7 separate regions of the Homo sapiens genome follow, and regions 2, 3, 4, 5, 6 and 7 are each linked to region 1. The links are chromatin loops, found by intact Hi-C in ENCODE. Cell type or tissue: chondrocyte. All regions are shown on one strand.

Region 1 (4,000 bases):
ATGACAGGTATATTAACAACTATGTGATTGTGCAACTTCCTACTTTATTTTTTACAAGGTCTAGTTCTAGATGTTGATGTTAGTCTTTATGAGTTTAGCTTCTTCATCATTAACTACCAAATTTACAACTAATATGGAATCCATCCAATAGTTGATATATAAAGCATTTATGGCTGTACACCCAGATCTCTTTCAGCACGATTAAAATCAGATTTTCAAGTTGCTTTGAGAGAGCTTGAATTAAGAACACTCAAGTTTACTATATAAGCGTATATAAGTGTATATTTTCTTTCTCCACAGAGTCGTGATCATGAGGGAGTTTATCATTGTCATTCCTAATGTCAACTCTGGTCCAGGTGATGTGTTTGTTGTACACATAAGTGTGTTATATGTGGGGTTGTGCCCACAGGGATATAGTAAAATGAACCATACTACTCTGTTTTCATCATATTTCATAAATATCCAAATTATAGAGACATAATAAAAGGTAAACAAAGATTCTCCCATTGCTCAACATTTATAATAGTTCATCTATGTTTCAACATAGTGGCCCTCGCTACCATGAATATTTTCTATAATATAGTATTTGAGATGCATTGATGTACTCAGATTCTAGAAGTCCCAAGAAAGCTGCATCAATTTACATAGTGCAGGCAGATGTGATGTGAGCACCACATTATATGCATGTAATTTTGTATATTTCCAATCCCTCTTTATGTTAGAAAAAGCATCCTAGTTTAATGTTATTGAATTATTACTTAGGCTCCAGATTCACTTTAGAAATATTTTTATAGAGAGAAAATATTTTTTCACTCAAATTAACACATATAAAATAGAAAGAATAAGGCACATAAAGGCCATGGGCTGCATTTTGCAGGGGATAGGTTCTGGTTGAATGAGATCTGGGATGTGTGCCAAATTAATAGAAAAAATCCTGTTCTTCCTCTCCAATAGCCACAATGTTCATTATTAAAAAAAAAGCATACGAACCACAGGATTTGATTTTAATAACACCAATGTCTTCATTAATCTGTACGTTCCATTTAGCCTCATTATTGAGCAAATGTTGAATTAATGCAGTATACATTATTGTTGGATTTTCCTTGCAAAACCTCTTTTCTCTCTTTTATCATTCATTCAGAGACCATCATGCGTATGTCATGTTTTTACACAGGCCTGAAGCCCTCAGAAATTGAACTCAAAATTCTTCCATCTAGTCTAGGAGAAGACTTTAGGTTTGAGAAATCTACAAAGGGGTGTGAGAAACAGAACTGCAGATTCCCATTCAAAACCATAACTATTTTTCTGTCTTTTTAATGCTGTCATGTCAAGACACCTGCAACTGAGATGATATTTCCTCGATGGTCTCTGGGCCTCCTTCTAAATCAAGAGTGGTGATAGCCAACACTGCTTTGTATCTGCGAAACAAATAGTGGCCTTTGTCCAGCACAAGTCCCTAAACAAACTTAATCTCTCTAACACTGTGACAGATGACATTTAGATGTCCTTGTTACCCTTAAAATGAGTTTTATTGACAATCAGAGAACAAAAAGAAGGCCCAGATAAAGCCCAATGTTTTATAGGCTTGCTAACAACATCTTAGTCCAGAGGGTGAGGAGAAAGCCTGAAGTTGCCCCCATTTTCCCCTGCTTTGCTATATCACCATGACAACAGATATAGAAATCACTTAGTGACTCCTAGAAAGAAAACACAGTGACACAGTACCCCTTGTATGGCGAATCAAACTAAAGCCTTCATTCAAATGGCTATTCAGCTTGGGCATTCATGTAGAGGATAGGGTGGATTTTACACAGGTAACTACAAGAGAAAGGCCAGCAAGCCCTCCAGCCACAGCATATGGCAAAGTCTCTGTCTAATTAATGCATCCTCAATAGAATTTATCCATTTTAAATTTGTTTTCTTTTACTTGAAACATCATTAATGTAAAGGGCAACATTAATCAACATCATGGAACTTAAAAGGGCATTAAAGAGTGATCTTTTTCCCTATGCAACAAGAATCTTTTCAAGTAGTTGTGTTAACTGCAGCAGATTCAAGGCACATTCTGAGTTTGTAATCAGAAGGCAAATCTAGAGAGGCCTCTACTGGCGAATCTGTCTCTGTGCAGTTGTCCTTGCGGAACTGCCCTGGAAAAACAAGCAGGAGAATGACTTTCGGCTTTTTTTTATTGGAAAGTTGCACACCAGATGGATGACCAATGAATATACTGTATAAAACATTGAATAATGGCATTCACACTTTTGAAGCTGTCATATCTAACTGCTTATTCTCAGGTAATAAAAGGACCCTCAAGCTCTGATGTATGAGCTGCTTGGACTCAAAGAGATGTTTTAAGATTATTCAACAAAGAAATAACAGGTAATCTTTTTTTTCTTTGTACATAACGCTCCCATTCAAGTTTAAGATTTAAAACTATTTTGATATGAAATTGTATTTCTTGACATTGTTTGTTGGGGAGGCACACTGTTCACACACATATCCATATATCTCCCACAACCAACTAAAAACTGAAATAAAATCTTTAGATGAAACTAAAGTGCCCATGAAATATTTTGATTAATCAAAAAGCGAAAGTTTACTGCTAAGATTTCCTAGGAAATGTGAACAAAATATAGTCCCCTCAAGTGATATTTAACCTGAAAATATCATTGCACTATATTTTCATGAAATTAGGCTGAAAATAGCTTCACTGCTTTGTGAAGTCACTTTTGGGGGAAAAAAAGTAAAGATTTAATTTTTCCACGAGAAGTTGAAAGTTATTTAATATTTCCTAGGATGAAGATACTTATGATGTCTCTATATAAGGAAGCTCAGGGACTTTTCTCTTTGAAAAAAGAAAACCTGACTCCATAAATGTCTTTGTTCAAGTGTGGAATATTATGGTAACACTACATGCAATCTTGAAACTTTTCAAAAGGCAAAACCCTAATCCTCTTGTTTTACAACATTTTTATATCCAATATTTTTGAAATCTGATCATACCGAAATACTATTCAAATTACATTTATTCTCTTATATCTTTCAAAAATTCCATGAGTTATTTTTTGCTGTAATATCTGATATCTCAGGGTCCCTTGCCAGCATATTGTTAGTAGGGTCATTTCACATTTCAAATGTGTATTTCAAATGTTTAGTTGAGATTTTGAGATAAATTTGACCAAGTAACTTTTCACAGGGTGGTTTGGTTAGCATGGCTCAGTAAATTACCTTTGGATCATACAGGTAATTCTTGATCTTAAAATTAAATTCTGTTAGATGGCTTGAGATCACTACCTTTTAGTCCCAGTAGTGACACCTACTGGTAAAAAGAGAACAAAAAATAGTTTTAGCTTTCTTTCTGCTGTTTTAGAGAATCTTAACCAGGGACTCTGTTGTTAATAAATGTACCTTATTTACGATTTGTTTTCAGGTCTTTAAAATACAACTCTACATTACCAAAAACTAATTAGTGAGGGGGAAAACCCAAACAGAATAATGCAGGTATTTAATAAGGAAAAAGAAAAAAAACTTACTAGCAGAGGAGTATAGTAAAACTTAACACCAAATAGTGTAGAGAATATGTAATTACAATCTTTTGAGTTTTTATATATTGTAGAAAATGAGAAGCCAAGCTTTAGCAATAGTTTTTCTGAAAATGCCACATTTCCCAGTTAGAACTGGAAGATGAAAAGGTCAAAATGCTGTAAAAAAATTACTTAACATTTTTTTGTTTCCACAAATGTTTATTAAATGTTCTATATTTAAGAAAGAGCAAAGTCAATCCAGGAAAAAAAGAAGAATATATGCTTGATAGCAACCCAATTGTCAATAATCTTTGAGGATTTATGCTAATTTAACCAGAAATGCTCTTTCAGAACACGGATTTATCACATGTCATAGAACATTGAAGTCACATTAGAATGTGGTTAATTTCTCCACTGAGCTAGAAGCACATGGTTTGCAGAACATTGGCTACAGTAAGAACATACTCTGCATCAGA
Region 2 (4,000 bases), 960 kb before region 1:
GCTAGATAATCACTTTCTAATACAATATACATTTTTCACTCCCTAGTATTAAAGCATAAGCATTAATCCTTAAAATAAGACAATGGAATTCAAAAATATCAAGAGAAACAATAGCCCTCATTTATAAAGGATTTGTCATTACCTAGACAGTCTATCTTATTTAATCTCGTAACATTCCCATGAAACCATCACTATTATTACCTCTTTCTACACATGAGAAGGGGTTACTTTATTCACTGGATGTTTCACAGTTAGGGACTGGCAGAGCCCAAATTCAAACCGACGTCTAACTACAAAGATCTAATTCATAAGCACTATTGTCTGTTATCTCAAACATAAATACAAATTTAAAGCTAAAGGAAAAGATCATTTAAAAGTCATGAAGGACAATAGAGAGAAAATGGAGAATCAAACTCGAGAATCTATTCTGGCCTCTCCCAAAACAGTCTCACTAAAGTCACAGTGGAGTCGGATCAACTCAGCTCTAACTCCTAATAGCACTATGACCCTGCACAAGTCACTCCACCTTTTTGAGCCTAAATGTTCTCATGAGCCCAATGAGAACAGTTACTTCTTTTTGCAGTTGAGGTAAAGAAAATATGAATTCTATAGAGCCTGGTACATTGTAGGTGTTCGATAAACAGTAATTCTGGAGAATACTTCAAAATTTAATGTAATATTATGATATTCACAGAACTTTTACATTTTGGTAAGGAGACAAAAAATTTTATAAATACATTGTTGGGGTATATTTTTAATGATATCTGCTTGTATTAATGTTTATAAGTATTATTTCAGGTTAACACTACAGACAAGAAAAATTTCTAACTGTGTTTTGAAGAAATAGTGTAATTCTTTTGAGACAACCAACAAAGGCTCATAAAGCATGACATGCAGAGGGAAAAAGTTCTCTTCCAACCTGTATGCAGATGCCTCCATTCTGTTTCCCGCCATCATCAAAAACAAAAGCCACATTTCTGTGATGGTACTGAAGCAGAACAACCGTCACTGTATGGCAACAGTCTTGAGCTAGGAAGGATGCAACATGAGGAGAACAGCAAAAATGAGGAGCAAAAAGAGAAATCAACAAAACGCCATCTGCTTATAATATGTAGCTGGAACCAGCTGATATAAGCACATTTTTAAAGATGTGATGAAATTTTTCCTTGTGGTCTTTTAACCCTGAAAATGAATGTTCTGTGCAGGGATAGGATATTTGAGACCCAGGCCATCTTCACTAGCTGTTCTCTAAACACACAGGGCTGAAACTGAACAGTGATGGTACTTTAGCACCATGGTCTAGATTTATTCTGTAATACCATTACAAGAAATGTTATAATGCTGAAAAAGAAGTTTGAATCTTCTCATTTCTCATCCCCATCCATACCTAGTAATAAACACAAAACTGATTTGTAAAAATAGTATTTCTACCTATGTGTGAATATACATAAAAATATATTTCCTAATTCCAAAGCAAATAAAACTTTGGAAAATATCTATCAACCTAAGAGAATCACAAAAGAATTTAAAAAACAATTAGAAATGGAATTTTAAAAAGAAGCATCCAAATAAATTCCTTAAAAACTGTGGCAAACCGACAAAAAAAAAATCTACTCTCCAAAGTTTAGAAAATGAACATGTGGTCTTTTTCCCACGGCAAGAATATCTGGCATGTGAAAGTTATTTATATTAAAATCTTTGAGTGATCTCGTGTTTATTTTTTATGTTTAATTTATTTCAAGTGTTTTCAATAGGAGTTTCCTCAAACTACCATTAGAGGGCATGAAAGAATAACGTGCAGACCAAAGTCAAACAGCCCCCAAACATAACTCTGAAGAAAAGAGCTACCATTTATATTTGGTTTCAAAAGAAAACTTTACAAAACAATTAATAATTGCAATAATTTGTATGTAAGAAGTTTTAATGAAAACAGCCATCTATAAAGAAATAAAGGTGGTGCTGATAGTTATTTCATGTGTAAAAGACAGAAGCAAATAACTAAAGTTTTAAGAGCTATACCTTGATAATCTCAAAATTAGCCTTTTCCAGTTATCAATCATAGCAGACATGGTGAACAAATAAGAGAAATAAAGTAAGTAAGTAAGCAACTGAGGGGGGATTGGTGGGGGTCAGGGAGTATGAGAGAAACACACATAGAATGAGAGAAGGAAGATCTGATCTCCAACTTTTAACTATGAGATGTGAAAAAATATATATATTAAATAAAAAATTCAGGAATATATTTCTCTTTGAAAAGCATAGGATCAATTTTGTGTCTTCAAAGTCTACCCCTACCTAGCTGGCCTCTCTTTGGTTTTCTTACACAACTTCCTTCTTACCTAGGGGCAACGGCAACAAAAACTGGATCAAAGATGGAGTGGATTTCAAATATGCTAAAGTAAAACCTAAATCTCCCAATTCTTTAAATCACTTAATTCAAAGGATTTTAAGTGTATACTCTGTTCTTAAATGCCATGCTCAAAACATGCAAAATAAATGGATCCATATCCAATTAGGATTATATTGTCAAATAAATGTTAATAAAGCTAGTACCAACCTAGGTAATATATTTTTAGCTCATGGGAAAAAATTTACAGCTTACATTTCAGATCAATATAAAATTATTTCTTATATGGATGCCTCCTTTGCAGCAATCATTCTTACCTTTATTGAATTCCAGGATAAATTTACAGTATCAATTCCTTCCTTTAATTTACAAAATGATAAAATCCCAAGATTGCCTTCAAACAGAAGGAACACAGCCTCAATATGTTTCTATTGCACTATGAAGAATGTTAAGACTCCCTATAGAGCACTTTGAGTTAACTCCTATAAATTTTCTGCTTAAGTTTTCAAACAGGGGGAACTAGGGATATACACAAGAACATAAACTCACCTTTCAGTGATGATTCTGTCCTGGTCTATATTGCTGAAAGGCATAAATAAGGCCATAAAGGAATTGGAATTATACTAAACAGTATCTCAGACTCTGCACTCTGTTTGTAAACACAGACCTCTGGAAAGTGCACAGAGACAGATGGAAAAAATATTCTCAACTCTCTGAGATCAGAGGAAGGCACTTAGCAAGTCATCTACCCCATAGGACCCATTCTGACTGACTGAAAATGTATCTGAAAAAGTTCAACAGCTATAAATAAAATAGGTAGCAAACACATATGCTAGACACACCTCTTATTACTTACTTTAATTTTCTACTTGTATTATGTGAATAAAATCGTATAAAAGTTAAAACATTTTGCAATGTGATCCTTTGTCTTAACTTTTGCAATAAAAATTTAAGATATATCTTTGTTAGTAGTTTCTGTTTTTAAGTACAGAAAACCGGGCCAAGTAGCTAAGAGAAGATGAGGGGTTCCATTATATAGATTAGAAAATAAATAAAAACTTTCTTTCTATGATCCAAGTACAGCCTCACCTATAAGGTCCCTAAACTTCTGTGCTCATTTTTCTCATAGCTATTGTCATCAAGTATTATAATTGTATTTTTATTAATTTGTCTCCTCCTTAAGACTTTAAGTTATTTAATGGTAGAAACTGTATTTCAAGAACAGAAGGTGTCACAGGAAAATTTTTTGATACATGTTTGGTGTATTAATCTGTTGAGAAAAGACTCAACAGCCACTTAAAAATACCTTCAGGTCTATAATTTATAACTATGCTTATTTGCTGTATTTGACAGAATTCATTGAGCATCTATTAATATTATGTGCCAGAAACCATCATAGACACTGGGAACACAGCAACAAATAAGATGGCAAAGAGTTCCCCTTTTCTTGTGGAGCTGACCTTCTTTGGGAGTAGCCAATAAGAAAAAATGAACCTAAAAATAAATAAGGAAAGCAATAAGAACAGAATAAGTACTGGAAACATAAAAGAAGATGAACATGCATAGTCATAGTCAGGATTTCCTACCTTCATGCAAAAAATAAACCTTTTCTTGAGGAACATGAATAAAAGATAAATCTAGCCTACAGTGATG
Region 3 (4,000 bases), 420 kb before region 1:
CAATGCTACAATGAGACAGGCAGTTTTCTGCGGGGGTGGAGTGACATGAGGTGGGGAGGATAAATTCCTGAAAGGCCTGTTAAGCATAACCTGGATTCAGAATAGTCAGTGCATTATCCCATGCCATATTTGAAAAACTATTCAACATTAATTTGTAGAAATTGTGTACCTATGTGTATGATGGTAAGTTATGACAAATATCAGCACAGATTGAAAGACAGTGAGGGAGAGAACTTGAGATTCAGTCAGATAATTTACTCTCAGCCCAAATAAATGCTTTTTTTTTTTTTTTTTTCAGAGAGGAACCACAAATAGCTCAGTGTGGTTAAGGATGAGCTGGGGCCAGAACCCATGTTTATTAAGTCATAGACCCACGTTCTTTCCAGCACACTGTCACCCTCACATAGCATTCCTAATAATTACCTGTCAGTCTAGCAGATTCTTTCACTGTATAATCACTATAGTTTCACTATAGTTGAAATGTCTCTGAATTGGATCTCTTTTTAATGAGTTAACTGCTTTTGCGATGATCTGATAAAAGTTTTATTAAAATTAACAAACAATTTATATTGACTCCATTACTCAAATTTTATAACCTTTCTTTAATATTCATTTATTTTTATCTGACTTTTCTCAGTTTTTTTTAAAATAAGGTAAAGAAAGCAAAAGAAGGTAACTTTCATACATGCCCAAGTCAGATTATTATAATTTTTCAGTTGTTTTTATTAAAATGGCCTAAAACATTTTCCAAAATGCAGTTAAAAGGCAGAATTCTAGCTTTGTCAAATATGCCATTTCCATTAAGAGAGAAAAAAAGGTATCCAAAGGTCTTTCTTTATAGTTTTTCCTTCTACTTTAAAAGCTATTTTTTCCCAAATCAGGTATGTATTTTATGGTATGTTTATAGATGTAAACCCTCAAATATTGTGTATGTTTCTGACAGGGAAATTTTCAGAATTTAATAGATGTCAAGGATACCCTAATTTTCTGCTAATAATTTTCATGGCTGCTAATTGGAGGAATTCTCCACAGACTAACTTCTGGCTCCCGTTTCTTTACCACAAGCCATGAACTTCCTGCACTGGGCACCACAGGTATGTTCATATCAAAACACAATCTCTGGCCCTGTACTTTTATGTCCTTGCACTGGGTAAGTCAGCACAGCGAGCAGTTGAAATATTTATAGAAGCCTTGCCTAAATGTGTATGGCTAACAATAACTTAGCTATACATAGAAGTGACTGCAAACCTCATAAATATATCCCACTAAGCCAAAGTAAAAGAATCTCCAACTCAGCTTCCATTAGCTAGATCTCAAATATGTCCACAGCTTTTCCATTAGAATGGTGTGTGGTAAATGGTTCTCCAGGACAAAATGTATGAGTATGTATATGTATACATTTATTGTATATATTGTATACATGTATATATAAACACAAATTATTATAGATTTTACTGATCTAAAGGATGTGCAGCACACAATTTAAAAAATAAAATATGCAATACTGTATTATAAATTCCACATAACCAATTGATTGTCACAGAATGCTTTCCTTGATTTTTGCTGCACTTTTGTATTGGTGGCCAACCTATGGTTTCAATTCAACCATGATCTGACAAATGCAGCTACATCCCTTTTATTATAAAAGAAGAAAAAAAGTAAAGACAAAAGCAAAAAAACAAAAACTAAGTTTTAGCCAAAAAAGAATGAAAACCATTGATTTTTTAATTCTCTTATCCTTCCTCCCATTTCCAGGCCTTGAAGTAGTCCCTGTTGACACTTTCCAGGAATGTTTAACAGAAACACCCTAACGTGATGGTTAAGACTCCCGCTGCTTAGGTTCCATTTCTGGCTCTGTTACCTACTGTCTGTGCTCTCAGGCAAGTTACTCTACCTCTCAGTTTCTTTGTATGAAATTAAGGGCAATAATAGCACCTGTGTCATAGGGTTTGTGTGAGAATTAATTTATTTAATATATAAATTGTGGTATTTAATTAACAGTTAATCAGGACAAAAATAATTAATAAATACATCTTAGCATTTAGTACATGGAAGAGAAAGGGAGACATACAGATGATGACTAAAAAATTATTAATATGTCATAGCATTTAGTACATGGAAGAGAAAGGAAGATATACAAAGATGAAAAAAGACAAACTTTACACATAAATACATTTATAATTTTAAAAGGAAAAAGTAGCAAACTGACATGGATTTTGGAAATATGCTTCTGGTTTAATACATGATATTATTTGAGGTTATCACCCCACTTAGCTTTCATTCATTGATTCATATATTTATACATTTAGCTAGTGTTTATTTAGCAGATATAGATATAAGATACTGCATCATGGATATACTTTAAGATGAATAATTGTATTCTTTTCTCAAAGAGCTTATTTTGTAGTAGTCAATATTATACATCTACACACAAACACATACACACACACACCAACGCAATAAAGAAAGGTGACATCTGTTTTGCATATGAATAGATCAGCAAAGAGAGAGAGAGATAGCTTCTAGCCAGTATGGTCTAGAAAAGGATTTACAGAGGTAGAGGATTTGGCCTGATTCATTGACGTAGGAAAAACAAAATGATGACTTAAAGGCTAAATTTGTTATGAGGTTAAAACACACCCAGTATTTTAAGGATTTTTTTGGTATTATTTCCCAATATTTAAACATTGAAGTTTTTAATAAATGTCTGTATTTTCTGTATTTTGGATTTCCTTTTAAAAATTGGAAGATCTGGAAACAACCTTCTTTTCACACTGCCACAATTGTTGGAGGCAAGTAATGATTGCCCCTCTAAAATGGCATACACTCTCTGCACTGCTGTGGCAGCAGTAGCAACATATTCAAACTTGTGAGCTGGATTCCAAACCTATAGCCACTGAAGAATCAGTGATGCACACAAATTAAAGACTTCAGTTCCAGGGTTACACAGTGCTTGCTGCATAGTGCCCACCAAATCAGTCACTCTTTTACCTGTTTGGTTCTTTCTTGAGAAATAGAAATGTACCCAACAGTGACACCTTACATAACTGAACTTACTAAACCTCTCCACATGTTGATCAGTCATATTTTGCATTGTTTAAAGCCGTGGTCCCTAACCTTTTTGGCACCAGGGAACAGTTTTGTGGAAGACAATTTTTCCACAGACCTGGAGTGGGGGAGAGGGTTTTAGGATGAATCAACCACATTACATGTATTGTGCACTTTATTTCTATTATCACATTGTAATAAGAAATGAAATAATTATACAACTCACCATAATGTAGAATCAGTGGGAGCCCTGAGCTTGTTTTCCTGCAACTAGGCAGTCCATCTGGGGGTGATGGGAGACAGTGACAGATCTTCAGGCATTAGATTCTCAAAAGCAGCATGCAACCTAGATCCCTCACATGGACAGTTCACAGTGGGGTTCATGCTCCTATGAGAATCTAATGCTATCACTGATCTGACAGGATGTGGAGCACAGGCAGTAATAATGCAAGCCATGGGGAGCAGCTGTAAATACAGATGAAGCTTTGTTTGCCCACCTCATGCTCCGTGGCCTAGTTCCTAACCAATCTGTGGTTGGGGGCCCCTGGCTTAAAGGGTACTGGCCATACCTTTCCAGTGTCTGTACTATATGGAGGAGAGTTCAAATCCACAGTAGCAAGGCCACCTCTGAACTGTTTTCCTTTTTTCCACTTGCCCCTGTCTTAATAGTCATGTCATTCTTCTATCTTTTATTGTGGAAAAATTTACATAACATAAAATTTACTGTTTTAGCCATTTTTAAGTGTATAGCTCATCAGCATTAAGTACATCCACCTTGTTGTGCAACCATTACCACTATCCATCTCCAAAACTCTTTTCATCTTGCAAAACTGAAACTCTATACCCATTAAACAATAACTCCCTATTTTCCCTTTCCCCAACACCAAGCAACCAGTATTCTACTTTCTACCTCTCCAGATTTGACTACTCTAGCTACTCATATAAGTGGAGT
Region 4 (4,000 bases), 660 kb before region 1:
TGTAGAGCAAGCATATAAATATACAAGCACCATTTATATGGGGGCTAAGTAATTTCAAACATTTCAGATCCTTTGTTTTCTTCTTCAAAAGCTACCCCCAACTGCTTTAAGCGTTTGCAGCTGATGATTTTGATTTTTTAAAGTCAAGCATTCAAGTTAACCTTTAAAAAGCAAACCACCTCCAAAAGAAAGATGTAACCTTTCAATTGCCCCATCTGCTTATCTTTTTTTTTTCTTTCTTTCTTATTTTTTTTTTTTCCTGACAATGAAAGTAGCACTAACCTTCTTTGCTGATAGGCCTGGCATTTAGATGCTTTTATTGTGAAGTTTTCTCAGAACTTTTAAAGGGCTGGCCAGAGAATTATACCCTCAAGTACCTCACCTAGCCCCAAAAGCTTCCAGAAGTTTTCTTTTTGAGGCCAACATTAAATCAGTGTCTAGGACCCCTTGTGAGTCGGTGCTGTTGGAGTTGTTACCTGAGCATACTGCTTTTCAGGAAGTGAGTTGGAGAAGGCCCTAGACCTTAAAGAGAAGATTTAGTTTAAGATGTTATGAGGAGTTACTGCAGGTGGTCTGGCACACTCAAAATAAAGGAACTTGTGCCCTTGGCTGTGGACTAGATATAAAGACATCAGCTCTTACACATTCCCAAGTTACATTTCTTTTCTTTTTCCAACTTATAATACCGATTACAAATTTATCTCCTCCTCTCTAGGTACAGAGTTCTGGCTTCCTTGTAGCATCAAGTGTAGTTCTTAGAATCATGTGTTCGTATTTGTGGGGAAAAGCATTTTCATAAAGATAGTCACAGTTGATATCAACTGTTTTAGAATTATTGAAAATAGTGTTGGCAATGGAAAGATTGATCTTGTCTGTGCCGTCAAGCCGCTAAAGGTACAAGTTAGCCACGATAGTCTCTCTTTCGGCTTTTAACCACACTGTCCATCCTCTGTAATATGTACCATTTAAACTAGTTAGATATAGAAAGTAAGATTATTATGGGTAACCATATAGCAATTTTTAAAAAATGATAAGCACTATTTTGGGGCAAGAAATACAAAAAATGTTAACTTCTTATGTCACATTCAATCCTTTTCCTTAAAGTTTATTGCAAATACAATGGTGTAATAGGTGCAAAATATGAATAATGTTCTCCTTAAATCTATGCAAGGCTGGTTTGCTCCAGAGTCCCTTCCTTAGCAAGAGGAAACACATCAGGCCAAACCAGAGGCTATTTTTACTGTGGAAGCTGGGATCTGTCATCAGTTACTAAAGTTGATATCCACTTTAGAGTGAAGAACTAAAACAGTGTGAAGTTTCCAACTGATGTTATATACCAAAGGTGAGTTTTTAAAAAATCGGGTTTAGCTATCTAGAGTGGAAATATCACTTGGCAGTGAAGATGCCACAGACTGACATTGTGTCAACTGTCCACAATACTTTGGCTGCCTCTGATGGTTGTCAGACATCTCTGTAAGCATATCCAGGAAAATCCACCGGTTGTGAAAGTTACGCAGTGACATTTTCACCTATGGCACACACAAGAATCAACTATTGAGCGTGGGTATAAACATATTGGAATCACATCTTTAAAAACAACAATAGCAAGCAAACCCAAGCCGTCCGACCTTAGCAAACTTTAAAAAATTGTTATTTTACGTCTTTCTTTTGTGTAACAATGTCCATGAAGTTACAGTAAGCGGGAACACAAACGGTGAGAGAAGCTCGCATCGCGATTCCTTTTTAAACATTTTCCATTCATCCGCGAAAATGCTAGCCTCTGACTAAGAAAACTGAAAGTTGTGGAGAAAGGACAGGGGTGGGATGGAGTGCGTAAAGGGAAATTTTTGCATTGGTGGATTTATTGAAAGCATGGAAACAGTCTTCGGGGGTAGGTGTAGGGGGTGCAACAGCGAGACTTCCCCACAACACCTCCACCGAAGGCTGGGTCGTCAGCGTTTGAGGGACCCTCCCGCCACCCCGCAGCCTGGCGGGGCGCTTTCCAAATCGTCGCGGCAGGCTCTGGCCGGGCAGGGCGAGATGTGCGCATGCGCGGCCTGTGGCCCGAGGTTCCACGTGCTGATGAATATGCATGAGACTCCCCCGCCCTCGCGGGCTAGAGAGAGAACCAAGCAGAGGCTCCGGCCTGTGAAAGTCGCTGGCTAGGCTCCCAAAATAGTGCGGCGGGGTAGCTGCACGTGTTTGTTTTCAAACCGCGCTGGTTTAAGTGAGTTCACACTGCGGAGCCGACAGCAGAGGGTAGAGCAACCTGGGGCTGCTGCCATTGGAACGGCGAGTTGAGCGGGCCTGTCAGGGCCTCTCCGCCGAGGGCCGGGGGCTGCATGGTGCTCGAGCCCCAGCCGGCCACACCCCAGTGCATCGGGTGGCTGGGCTTCCAGTTTACACCGGGCCTACCAGGGAGGCCTTCTTCTCTTATCCTTTCCCAAGCCCGAGCTGCCGCCCCGGCTGTTCTCATATCCCTAGCCCCTCGGAGAAGACTTAGCCTACCCCTAGTCAGAGCTCAGGCCCCAGGTGACCGGGCAGCGGCTTGGGGGAGGTTCCCTAGGCCCTTCCCTCATCCCTTGCCCAGATCCAAGTCTGGGTGCCGGCTTGTCTTTGTCTTTCCGCCTCTCTCTCCCACTCTTTTCTCCTACTTCCTCTTGCTCTCTGGCATTTCCCCAGCCTCCCACCGCCCCATTTGAGATACTAGGAGCCATTTGCTTGAATGACTGTTCTAGGGTTTCCACTTGACCCTTTGCAAATAATACCAGTCAGCTTGCCTGTCTTGGAGTTGAAATGGTCCTGTTAAATCCAAACGTGCTTAGGTAGCGCAAACGTCGGGACTGGTGGAGGAACTGCCCTGGCCTAGAGACCAGAAAGGGTAGGGTTTGGTGAGAGACACCTGGGTTCAGTCGCTGGATTATTGCTTTCCTCTCTAGTGAAGTCCTTGGGGATCTGCATGGTATTTTGTGGCCAATGTGCTGACATTTCCAGAGTGAGCGTATAATCTTTCTAGGTGGAGTGGCCAACGCTTGTAAACAAAGGGGAGGGGCAACAGAGGGTCCCTGGGTCACTCTAACCTCTGACCGACTAACATCTACAGCCTTTGGGTGTTTTAGTAAGAATCCTGGGTCCCATAACATCAGAAGTGGTTGCCGACAGATTCCAATCCTACTCTAGATTTTTACTTTCATTTGAACAGGTAGACCCACTTTGTGGAGCTTATCATTTCATTTCCCTCACTGGGAACAGGATGCCTAGGTCAGTGCCGGGCTCACACTGCAGTCTATCCCAGGGCCAGTTCCATCTGTGCCAGTTTTGGAATACCGGGACCACAGTATCAGTTCACCCGACAACTACCACTCCCCAAGCCTTCAGCGTGGAACCTGAGGACGCAGGGAGGGAGGCTTTGGAAATGTTCCTGCCAGGACAGTGCCTTTTTTCCTACCCAAACTCCCGAGTCTCCGAGCTCAATAACGCAAGGATGGCTGAAGAGCGTCTGCTCCATGTCTCTTTGCCGGACTCAACGACCCTCACCCACTGCCACCGAGTGCTAGGCCCACAGAGGCCTGGCAGAAGCCACTCACCCCTCACTACTCATGACTAGGAAGAAAGTGGCCGGGGCATGAGGGTTCGAGTTCTGTCCTAGGTCCCGGAAGCCAGGGCTCCCAGCGTCTAGTCAGGGGCGCAGAAACCCTCGTTCCTCCAAACCCCCGCCACAGGGACCACTCCAGAAGAAACCCATTCGTGATTTGGGTCCCTTTGTGTTTGAGTATTGTGGGGAGTGGGCTATCTAGACTCTAAGGACTCCAAGCTAACGATGACCTGTGTGGGCCTTGCTCTGAACAGAAAACTCAAACTCAGCGTGGGTTCCCGCGTCTTCCCCAAAAGGCCAAGGCCCAAAGAACCCTTTTCATTTGGCGAGGGGCTTGAGGAAGGGAGGGGCTGGGGCGGGAGAGGGTCGGGGTCTGCAAGCCAGCGGCCCGGCGCAGCGGACTTG
Region 5 (4,000 bases), 1.3 Mb before region 1:
GCATTTTAAACTCAAGGATGATATAGAGATTGTAAATTCCCAGGATGTGAGGTACTTCCTTTCACCATGATTAATACTTTTGGCAGGAAGGATGGAATAAAGAATATTGTACATGCCAGAATTTTATAGTCACTCAGTGTACCCTGGGGGGTGGAAGTTGCAAGAAAGCTCATATTCCTGCCCTCTTTATATATACATCTATTTTTTTTGTTGAAAAAACAGAAGTTCAATAGGTCCATGAAGAGATTACTGAGTCTGCTAGGTCCTGCTGGTGCATACCTGCTGAGACAGGGTAGAAGGTCACACAGTTATCCTCACCATGCTCCAAGGAGGAAGCCTGCTGTGGCTAAAGTATGTGTTCTTATTAAATATATATTGTAAAGTACCTCTGTTGATACTGTTAAATTCCTACCATTAAAAAGTTGCATATAGTGAACGCAGCTAAGTTAATGTTTCCGTAAGAACCTTAGTGTTAAAACTTGCTTAATATGACATTAATCTAGGATTTTGTTTGTTTGTTTGTTTGTTTTGCTTTGGCACAGACAAAAACACATACCATGAATACATGTGTAATTTTAAATGTTTGTAAAATCATAACAAACTACGCTGAGAACATACATCTTTATGGTGTCATTTGTGTTGGGCAAAGCTTGGTTTCCCTATTAACAATATAACTGAAGTTCTCACAGCTTTCTGCCAGTTTGTGGAAAGGTCTTGATTCCTATACACAGATTCAGTTGTCTTTGAAAGGAAAATAACAAAAACAACCCAACTGGTTATATGCTATACATATAACCAGGCTCAAAGTGTGCATTGTAAATTCTGTTGGTATAAATCTGACTTGAAGAATGTCTATTTACAGTGGTTTTATTGAATGCTTGTTCTTAATATAGGCAAGTGAAAGCTGTGGTATTAAATCTAAAATATTTTAAAATGGAACCACAGAGCATGACTTTGATTTACCATGGCAGATGTTTCTGATTCTAGATTCAAGAGTCAGTAGGTTTTAACACAACTACAAAGCTCTAAAGAACTATAATGCCAATAGTTGATCTAAAAAAATAGGAAGTATTAATCTTTGTAGATTTTAATGTCTTAAAAGTATTAAAATTATAAAAAGTCAAGTTTATCAGAATGAAGTGAATGAATTAATGTTATGTATATGTTCTATGACTTGTTTATAATTCTAATATTTAAACCAACCTTTTAAAAAGACTAACTTTTAGAATTACCATAATATTTAAGATTAAATCTTGCTTAGATGGTGGGTTTTTTCCTCTCTGGCATATGAACCGTTTACTTCTAAAATAAAGCTATTTTATCCCTTGTCATCACACAGCCATAAAAATTGCAGGCAGTCAGAAGTTAGCAATGGCTGCTTCACAGACCCACAGCAATACTTAGTAACAGATTTTCAAAGCAGTTCAAAGAGTCCAGTTTCCATCTGTGTTTGGTGAAGGATGCACAAACCTTGAGGCCATCTGAAAACTCAGCTTCATCTCTAACACTTGGAATAACAAAGGTGTTATTTTTCAAAGCTGCATTCTCCCCTCCTGGGGTGGCTCTGCAGATTCAGTTCAGGGAAGGTGGGAAACTTCAGAGCAGGTATTCTCCTTCTAGACTTTGCCTCCTTCGGGGAGTTCTTTTGAGGGTGTTACAATGGTGGCCTCCTGAACATGGGTTACTGCCAATAGAGGCCAAGAGTTAATGAACCTTATAGACAAATCCCTTCTTCTGATTTTCTGAGCAAAATATCAGCATAGAACCAGCCATCTCGTTTCTTCCGGACTAGGAGTGCTGTTTAATCAGGAGAAAGTAGAGGGTGCTCTCTGCCTACAATAAACTCATGATTGCTGAATGATGATAATGTCTCCATTTCATTCAGCTGATTTTGTGAAACCAAAGCAGGAAATCGTTGGGAAAGAAATGGTTGAACATCCTTGTTTACAGTTTGCTATAAATACATGCCAAATTTCACTGAAAAAAATTGCATATCTTTCCTTTTTTTGTTTATCAGTCTATGTATTGATTGTCTGGCACCCTTTTTGATACAGTGTGTTTCTAAAGACTATGTAACATAAAGTTAATATGCAATTAATGAGATATAATGGAAATATAGATATTTATTTGCTATCTTTTTATCACTCAAACTAAGATGGCAAAGTCAAGTCAAGAAGAACATAAGCAGTTTGCTCTTTAGTTCTTTGAATTCAGCTCATGTCTCAGAACTTCTCTAGGATTATATTTTAAATTGATTTTACATAATTCAAAGCAATCTCAAATGATTCTTCATTGAAATCCAAATTCCAGTAACTACAGGTATAGTTTTACTTAGGAATATTTTATTTGAAAATATATTTTCATAAAACCACAGGTTGATATGTCATAAAACACGTTTATAAGAACCAGAAATTTTATTTTATAGGGCTGACAAAAATATACCTTAATGTGAGAAAAAAGATTGAGTGAGGTGATAGAACTTATGCATAAAGATTATAATATCCTTATTGTATCAACATTGTTTCTTGTTTTTTTTTAAAAAAACTTCTTCATAAATAAGACCTCTTCATAAATAAAAATGTACTCATTTCATAAGTAAAATATATATTTACTTGATAAAGAAAACTGAGAAAATTAGTAAATTAAAAATTTTTGCTTTTGACCTCACATTAAAAAATATTTTGATATGGCAAAGCCTACTGTCTGAAGTAAAACAAGAGATTGTTCATGGTAACATTTAAGATATAAGTAAGGTATATAAAAACAGATGCATTGGCATCAAGCTGTGAACTTCTTTTTCAGGAGACTGGGATAGATGGGGATCAAGCAAAGCTTTACTTCTCTCAAGTTTCCAGTCATATTCCCATTCACTCTGAAGGCAGAGTAGAAACAGCAATAGTGTCAAATGTGGAATGGCCGAGAACAAGACTGCTATTTATAGAGAGCCAACATGAAAGAGGATATAATGACCAATTTTTTTCTGCTTTTTTGCATGTGGAACTATCTTTACTCACTTACCAATTCTTCACTATCAATGCCTGTACAAAGAATGCTAAAATAAAGGGGATAGCAAGAAGAAGTCATAAAGAGAATATGCATTAAAGGAGGGCAACCACAAAACAAGATAAGGTACCTAAGAGCTCATAGTAAATGTATTGTCATTTGAGAATCCAGTTTTTGCAGTTCAATTCATGCTAAAACAGTTGTTTTAAATGTATTATGATTTTTAAATTCCCTGCATCTTCTCAGTAATATCTTTGAGTCTTATTTTATTAAAATTATAATTTCTGCTCCTAAAATATTATTTTAGTGATCATGCTGACATTAAAGGCATTAATGGCGATTCTAAATCACTTTGTTTTCTCATGGGCTTCTATACAAATTAAATTTTAGGAACTATTTTTATTTCCAAATTTTATTTTAGGATCAGGAGGTGTATGTGCAGGTTTGTTACATGGGCAAATTTCATGTCATGGAGGTTTGGGGTACAGGCTAATTTTGTCATCCAGATAATCAGCTTAGTACCTGATAAGTAGTTTTTTAATCCTCATCCTTCTCCCAACCTCCACCGTCAATTAGGCCCCAGTGTCTGCTATGCTCTTCTTTGTGTCCATGTGAACTCAATGTTTAGATCTCACTTACAGTAAATGATAACATGTAATATTTGGTTTTCTGTCCCTGCTTTAACTCACTTAGGATAATGACCTTCAGCTCCATCCATTTTGCTGCAAAGGACATAACCACATTTTTATAGCTGTATAGTATTTCATGGTGTATATGTATCACATTTTCTTAGTCCACTCCCCTGCTGATGGGCATCTAGTTTGAGTTCATGTCTTTGCTAAGGTAAATAGTGCTTTGATGAAAATATGTGTGCATGTGTCTTTATGGTAGAATGATTTATATTCCATTAGGTATATACTATGTGATGCAATTGCTGGGTTGAATAGTAGCTCTATTTTAAGTTCTTTGAGAAATCTTCAGACTGTTTTCTACAGTG
Region 6 (4,000 bases), 1.3 Mb before region 1:
AGTGAATGACAACATTGCAAATAATAATTAAATTTTCCTTAGTATTATTGCTAATGAAAAGGGAACAAAAATCATTATAGAACAAGATGTTTCAGGTAATTGATCCATCTAAAATCGCTCCGTATTTTACATAGAATAAATTAACTTACCTTTCTTGTTACATTGGATAAGAAAAAGAGAGGAATTGATAAAGAAATATATCAATGAAAATGTTCTTATTCATAGTGAGTTTTAAGCAGTAAAATTTCAGATTCTGTTTACATTTTAGTTTAATTGCTTGAATATACATGTAGGTGGAGAAAATACTAATTGTGCATGTTAGACTGGATGATTGTTTGGTAGAAAAGCAAAATGTCCTTTACTTGTAAAGACAATTTGTAGCATAATATCAGTTAAATGAGGACAATATGATTGAGGCTTTTAAAACATAATTCATAACTGGAAACTGATTTTTTTAAATTTAATAATAAGAGGTCAAATATAAAACTTTCTAAAAGCATCATTTTATAGTATGTATATGGATATATAGTATATAAGTTCATACTATTTAAATATATACCACAAAAATATAGTATAGGTAGAATTGACTTTTGATAAGATTTAGTTTATCTCAAACTCGTAACAATGTCTAAGTACACTAAGCAACTGAGTTTTCTATTGACATTATTTCAGGTCTAGTTTCTAATCTTATCAATAATGGAGCTGAGGCAGAGTAAAATTTAGACTTCTTTCATAAACATTATTAAAACTGAGGTTCACACCAAAATCATCTGGTTATAAAGGAGGATTTAAATGGATGGTATAATTTTTAAATATGTGAAACAAAAATCAAATTTACTATAGGCACAGAGGCATGGCTGCCTCGTCCTTTATTCTGTAAACATCGAGTCTTCAAATTCCATCTATATCAGCAAATGGTCAGTTTATCTCTTTCCATTCAAAATTCCTAAATTGTTTTCAGCTCTTTTACAAAATCTCTCTCAGTATGAAGTCTTGTCTGGATTTTTTTTAAAAAAAGTTTTGGATTTAATTTGGGGATCTTTTAGAAAAACAATAACGTGAGGTTTTAACTGAAGGAGAAGTTTGAATTAAATATTCTAATTTAAAGTAAGTTAAAATAAATATGTTATTGTGTTTCAATTCCATTGAATTATTGGTCTCAGATGTTCCAGAGTACAAAACGTATTTCAGGCCTGAGGCTATTTTTACACACACACACACACACACACACACACACACACACACACACACACTTAAAACATTCAGTTGAATAAAATAACATTGAAAAGACTTTTCATATTATAGGCCAGATAGCTTATCTAAATTTTCCTCTATTTAAAATAATTAATTACTGAATTAAACTTCATATTTTAGCAAAATGTCATTTATATATAAATAAATCATAAAATATACTTTTCATGAAGTTTTATTGAAATAAAATAATTCTGTCATAGCAATTACCTATAATTTCAAATATATTATATTTTAGTTAATGTTAATGAAAAGTAAAATTAGGTTGTTACCCATCAACTCTTTTAACTCAAATCAGGAATTTTAAATAACTAAGCTTGAATATTTTAAGCACAAACTCATTCATATCAATCAGACATAATTTTTATTTTGCCTTTTTGAGAAATGATCTAAATAATCATTTAGGAAAGAAGATTATAATTAAAACAGTATGCAATTTAATGTTAATCAGAAATTATATGATGTACAGTATCAGGTAAAAATATTCAAATGTCTTCCAAATAACAGAAGTAAAACTGAGAACAGTCTTTTAATAAAGGCTATTTTGCCTGGTAGGAAAAGATTGTTAGTTGTAAAAAGAAACCTTTTAAACTAATATGATGAGGTACATGTAAAAATTAATATTATGCTCTGATGTTCTCTCTAGTGAGTAGCCTAGGTTGATTTATTCATTTAGGTAATTGTGTTCAGCAATATTAGTAATTCACTGTTAAATTGAATTTGGAGAACGAACAATAAATTGAAACTGCAGTGATATTTCTTTCTTACTGTGTAACAAACAGATGTATTGATGTAAGTTCTGAGTGTACTACATAAGTTAAATTCCCTAGACTGTAATTTGATCAAAAGGCTTTAGACATTTACTTGAGCTATATTAGGCGGCTGCCATTGGATGGCAGTAAAATTCTACATCAATCACTTTAAGCAAAGTGAAGCTGGGAAAATAATGGGACTTTTCTTTTATTATTTAACAGCAGAATGCTGATTTAAAAGGCAAAGCTCAGGGGGTTGCATATATTGTGGCAATACCAACTAATTTTTTTTTAACTGTTTTGTTTTCTTCTCTGCTCTATTTAAAGGGAGATGCAATTTTAGAAAAATAATGCATAGTATTTTGTCACAGCAAGAGATGTTTTTGCTTTTCTTTTATGTAATAAAAATTTTCATTTTTTTATTTTTAAAAATAAGTCAATAAAGGGATATTAACAAATTATATATGATTTAAACCTTTGCACAGTATTAATGCCTAAGTCTTCTTTTTGTTTTCTTCTGATTGTAAAGCCCATGTGCATTTTGTTCCGGGTTTAAAGGCTGATTTATATAAAGAGCTGTAAATATTATAATGTCTAATTTTATTGAAACAATTTGAATAGAGAACAAAAATATGAAATCACACAGGAAATGTTGCTAACGATGATATTGCAGAAGAGAGTGTTCCTTCTCAGGAGGCCTTAAATTCTGTGCTTGTACACCACTGAAAGTAGTCAGTATTTTGCCCCTGAGATATGAAAGACAATATTGAATATTTCTGATCTTATGTTAATTTATGGTTACTCACGAACGATTCACAGGGAGGTACAGTCTGAAAGAAAATCTTTGTCATCTTAAACCTGTTGTGTTTATCACACAAAACTAACAGGAATAAATAGCACAGAGAACAAATAAAATGAGATATGTCCTAAATGCTATCTCACATAAGGAAATATATGTTCTTATGTCTCTTCTCACTCATTTAGAATTTTATTTGGTTAGAAGTTGGTAACATCAATTACAATTTATTTGGCAATAAAACGAACCAATTGTTTTCAGAAAATATTCAGGATGGTCTGACACAATCTGAGGGCGATTAATCAGGATTTCCTGGGATCAAACCACAGACTTTTCTGCTATTTATCTTTTCCCTCACTTTATGTTTAAAGTCTATTAAAAGTTTATAGTCTTCCAAAGATCATATTAGGCATTAAAATTCAGGCATCTCATTCCTGCCGCAAAGATTGTTAGAAGAAAAGAAAATAAATGGGTTATCATGAATCCATTCTCATCATGAAGAGTGTAAAAAGCATGCACAGTGGAACAATATTCATTTATTTTTACGACAATGCTCGAGAAGAGAAAAAAAGGAAGTGAAATAAACTTAGAGATATGTAGTATTATTACTTCCAGGCACAGGGAGTTAGAAAGGCTGGAATGAAATGCCTTAGTATGCAGAAAAGGGCATATTTAACTGTGTGTGTGTGTGTGTGTTGTAGGATGCCATTTTTTCAGGCTTTGGTTTATTCAGTTACTGAACATTTCTGATGCAAAAATTTGATTTAACATCTATTTAACTATTTGACAGTATTTTTAAAAGTTTATTTTATTGAATTTTTATGAGAATAAAGAATACATTTGCATGGTTTTTTACACTTGCCGTTCCCCAACATAACCTAGTGGAAATATACATATGTATATAAGCGAACCTCAAATATTTATACCTACAGAGTTTTAAAAGAAAAATATAATCAATTAAATATTTAAAATTTAGATATTTTGCATTTGTATGCAGGGTCAAAACAAAAGCAGTTCTTCCAATGAATTACAAAATTGACTGATGCTCTAGTCTCAATCCTAGTTTGGTTAATTATATCTATGCATTCAAAAAAATAAGCTGTTTTTACATAAAATGTAAGAAAACCTTTGCAAATACGTAACTTCATTTCTTTATATTGAGATGCTGTATATCCAAATGTAACTGATTATTTTCCTTAAT
Region 7 (4,000 bases), 450 kb before region 1:
GGCAGTTTTCTTCTGTGTCACCATTATGTCCCTGCTGCCTGAGTGTGACAACGTGGTGCTGGCTAACATTTTGGTAATAATTTATTGGGATGAGATTTTTTTGGGGGCCTGAAGTTCAGCCTGCAATCATTTTAACACTCTGCTAAAAGGCTTAAGTTCTCTCCAGGCTTATTTATTTTTCACTTTGGAGCTGTGCACTCACACAAAAACCTGCCTACATAAATCTGCAACTTTTCTTTTTGAATTGAAAGTTGAATGCAGACCATGACTTGTGCATATAAAAAAATGCAGAAATAATGCCCCCCTACTGTGTAAGTATTTTTGTTTTTCATGAATCAAGCCCAAAGTTATTTAAATTAATTCTAGCCTCATCAGCGTAATAGAATATCATTTTTTGGCTTCTTAAAAATACTGATGCATGGATGTATTTTTACTGGTTATTTGATCAAATTTCTCATACATCTTAAAATTATATAACACAAAGAAAAAAACTGATGGCTATAGTTTCATGCTAACAGACTTTAATCAATCAACATTAAAGTATAATTTTTGATGGTTATAAATCATTATATTTTATTATATTTTTGAAAACACAGAAAACAAAGAATTTATAAGGTTTTTTTGTGTGTGTTTACACTGAAAGCTCTGCAATTGATTAATCAATCGGGGACTCCTTGAAATTTTACTCTTTGAAGTTGGGTGTCAATTTAGAAATTCTATCACACATCTAAGCTGGATGCCTTTGTTTGAATATAAAAGCCCCAACTTCCCTACATGTTTGACTATAAGAACAGGCAGGTTAAAAATATAGTTTATTATGCTAGACCAAGATTTAGTTGTAGATGAAAAATAAGTTACTTTTGTTTAACTTGAAATTTTCAACAGCTGATCAATATGCCTATGAATATATTAGGATAATTTTTGTTAATATTGGTGGCAAGTAGCTAGAGATTGGATTTTTTTTCTTCCCCTGTGGGATGAGTCAACAGATTCCTGCTTTGAAAATACCATTGACTTCATAGTCATGCATCTGTAATTAGGATATGATCAAGCCAAAAATGGAAGTTAACAATAACTAATGGGAATTCTAGGCTTTTAAACTTACTTTTAAAATTTTCTACTGGTCCTGTAATTTTCTTTAAAAAACTAAGTACTGCCAAGTCAAAGAAGATGACATTGTTTTATGATGCTTTAGCGAAATGATATCAATGTATAGTCAATTTAGGTAATTGATTTCTATACCTGGTCATGAAAATCCCTCAAAATTTACTTATATTTCTTGTATGGATAAAATTATTATAAAATACAATAAAAGAAAGTTGTATTTATCTCGATATTTTGAATGTTTTTACTAGTATTTTAGCATTGTCTGTGACTTTTGTTATTATGTTATGTTATTTTAATCATGAGCACCCTTATAAAACAAAGTAAGCTCCACAAAGGGAAGATCACACAATTTTTTTTAACGTGAGAACTTAACTTTGCTTGTGGTTGAGTGCTTAATGTATTTTTTTTCTTTTTAGGAATTGCTGAGATGCAAGCTCATAGTTAGCATTCTAATTTCTATCAGAAGGTAAAGGATTTAATGCTTTGAAGCTTAGTATCTCAGAGTGAAAAGACCATGAACATTTAGATACTTATTTTTATTAGTTTTGTTTATGTTAGTGGAAATAATAATACAATTACTGTTCCAATGTTTTAGTTCTCAAGTTATGATTATAGTAAATCTAATGATGTAGTTCACTAATCTATAGAGAAGATAAAAATTTTACTATGATATAATGGTATTATAAATTATCTTTTAAGTGACTAAAATATGATGAATTTCTAGGCCTGAGAACATTTTGGCTAGAGTGAGTTGATTCCAGTGTTTGAGAAAGCTGGCTTAGTATTGATGTTTAGCAGAATTCACATTTATTTTATCTCATCAGTCATAGTAAAGCAAAGTCAGTGTTGGAAAGGATGTTAAAGGCCAATTTACAAATAGGCAAAATGAGATAGACAGCTAAGGTAAACTTGGACATGATTTTTCCTTATAGATCTTGACTTTTCAATTCAGAAGGGACTTTTCAAATGAATTAATCCAGGGGCTTCATTTTAAAGATGAAGAAGTCGAAGACAGAAGAGGTTCAGGAGTCTTTCCAAGGTCCCACAGCTAATTAGCAGTCCCAGGACTAGAATCTGAGTCTCCCACTTCACAGACCAATAGTCTTTCCACTCTCTCTGACCTCTTCAGTCACATCAAAATTAATGCGTACTTGAGTGGTTACACTGAATGGAAAAATAGCAGTTGTGCCTGTGTAGATTCACTGACCTATTGAAGATGACTTGGTCCTACTCATCATGTATTTGTGACTTGTAAAACATCTTTAAACCATTCTTATACACTAATTCATGGTACAGAGATCAGAAATAGGACAAGATGACATTCTGCTAAAATTACTAGCAAATTTAAAAGTAGATTACTTGCATTTTTTATTGAAGTTATCTTGAATATGGGAAAACATTGAAGAAAGGAAGAAATTTTTAAGAGCTTGACAGTGGTTTGATTTTCATGGTATTTTTATGTTACTGGAAAAACATATTTTAGAGGAAAGATTTGAGTGTGTGTCTATGAGTATGTGTGTGTAGTTTTTAGGGGGTATAGAGTTCATCTGTTATTCTGTATGCTACTTTCTAGAAACAATCCATACCAGCCATGATTATGAGAGGCAGGGAAATAGCTGCAGGAAACAAATTTCTAAGATCCAGCCAAACAATGAGGGCTCGTATATGATCGTGTTATGTGGAGATATGGTCTAAGACTACAGCGATAGAGATAGAAGAGCTGTTATAAAATCAGAGATGGTCATGAAAGACTTCACAGAAGAGGTTAATTTTCAAAATAAATAAATAAACAAAAAGACTGGGAGGATAAATAGGAGATCATTTTGGTAACAACCAATGCAAAGAAGGTTATTATTATAAGAGTCCACCACATTCCCTAGCCTACTGGACTATTTTTGTTCTGAATATGCAATATGCTTTCACACCTCTGTGGAACTGTCTCATGCTCCTCCTTCTATGTAAAATATACATTCTCTTTTTGTTTGACTGGAAAATACCCATTCACCCTTCAAAACCTAACGGGGGTGGTATTAGAGCTCTTTAGCTTTCCTAGACTTTTTCTCTTGCCTCAAACAAAATTGTGTGCTCACATACTATACATTACATTTTATTCTAAATTACAACAGTAATAAATGCTTGTTTGGAAAATAAACATTCGGTGTCCTATCACCACAGAAAATCACATGAACACTTGGTACCTTTTTTTTACATAAAAATACATATAGATGGACATATATACATGCTATATACACATTACACTATTCATATATGATTGAAATGATACTATTTACATAGTTTTTTAATCCTGTTTTGTTCACTTACTATTATATTGTGAGTATTTGCCCTTAGAACTATGTCTTCTTTATTTTGATAACCTAATAAATCCTTTTTAAATTGAACAAATGTAGGTTTAGAGAGAAAACTGGTGGTTGTGGGGAAGACAAATTGGAGGGAAATCAGTTCTTACAGTGTCCCAAGCAAGAGCTGATAAAGGGTGGGGCCAGAGCAATGGGAATAAGGAGCAGAGATGGGTAAAGCCTTGGCAAGGTCAAATGTGCTGGAGAGAGGTCAAGTGGAATGGGAATCTTAGAGGGACCCCTGAACCTAACAATTAGTAAATTGTTAGTGATGTTTGTAAGAATGATTTGGGAGAAATGAAGGGCCAGTAGCAAGATGGCCCACATAGAGTAGGAAGAGAAAGATGAGAAATTAGGTGCTGTGATATGGATTCTCCTCCAGGAATTTTTCCAAAAGGGACAGAGATGAGTAGGGAAGGAGCTTGAGAAGAAGGCAGGGACCAGGGAAGTATGTTGTTGTATTGTTACATAAGAAAACAATAAATACATTTGAATTCAAATTGGGAGAAACCAATGGAGAAGAGAACAATAGAAGA

Evidence for each region. Peaks named below come from ENCODE experiments on the same cell type or tissue, not always from the same donor. Only the 100,000 strongest peaks of a DNase experiment are listed, where the experiment ranks them.
Region 2: it touches region 1 in a loop (4-fold over the local background); 14 of 110 quality-filtered maps call a loop at or near these places.
Region 3: it touches region 1 in a loop (2.8-fold over the local background); 2 of 110 quality-filtered maps call a loop at or near these places.
Region 4: a loop joins it to region 1, with 4 times the contacts of the local background. A loop is called at or near these places in 5 of 110 quality-filtered maps.
Region 5: a loop joins it to region 1, with 5 times the contacts of the local background. A loop is called at or near these places in 5 of 110 quality-filtered maps.
Region 6: it touches region 1 in a loop (11-fold over the local background); 10 of 110 quality-filtered maps call a loop at or near these places.
Region 7: a loop joins it to region 1, with 3 times the contacts of the local background. A loop is called at or near these places in 13 of 110 quality-filtered maps.

The regions. Positions count from the first base shown.
Region 1 is chr3:148,074,203-148,078,202 of GRCh38, forward strand. It overlaps LINC02032 (long intergenic non-protein coding RNA 2032), which reads left to right and starts at 3,957. Exons shown (of 2, transcript NR_134937.1): 1 at 3,957-4,000. In chondrocyte, CTCF peaks have their summits at 2,110 (motif pointing left), 3,297 (motif pointing left) and 3,501; no DNase peak of the experiment used is centred here.
Region 2 is chr3:147,118,455-147,122,454 of GRCh38, forward strand. No RefSeq gene overlaps it. Among named protein-coding and RNA genes, the nearest start is that of LINC02010, 200 kb to the left of the region's middle. In chondrocyte, a CTCF peak has its summit at 1,774; no DNase peak of the experiment used is centred here.
Region 3 is chr3:147,655,094-147,659,093 of GRCh38, forward strand. No RefSeq gene overlaps it. Among named protein-coding and RNA genes, the nearest start is that of ZIC1, 250 kb to the left of the region's middle. In chondrocyte, no CTCF peak of the experiment used is centred here; no DNase peak of the experiment used is centred here.
Region 4 is chr3:147,417,179-147,421,178 of GRCh38, forward strand. No RefSeq gene overlaps it. Among named protein-coding and RNA genes, the nearest start is that of ZIC1, 9.8 kb to the left of the region's middle. RefSeq lists enhancers at 1,970-2,119, 3,058-3,986. In chondrocyte, a CTCF peak has its summit at 2,203; DNase peaks (open chromatin) are centred at 2,083 and 3,593.
Region 5 is chr3:146,746,295-146,750,294 of GRCh38, forward strand. No RefSeq gene overlaps it. Among named protein-coding and RNA genes, the nearest start is that of PLSCR5, 140 kb to the left of the region's middle. In chondrocyte, CTCF peaks have their summits at 1,830 and 2,040; no DNase peak of the experiment used is centred here.
Region 6 is chr3:146,815,767-146,819,766 of GRCh38, forward strand. No RefSeq gene overlaps it. Among named protein-coding and RNA genes, the nearest start is that of LINC02010, 100 kb to the right of the region's middle. In chondrocyte, CTCF peaks have their summits at 2,144 (motif pointing right) and 2,355; no DNase peak of the experiment used is centred here.
Region 7 is chr3:147,620,117-147,624,116 of GRCh38, forward strand. No RefSeq gene overlaps it. Among named protein-coding and RNA genes, the nearest start is that of ZIC1, 210 kb to the left of the region's middle. In chondrocyte, no CTCF peak of the experiment used is centred here; no DNase peak of the experiment used is centred here.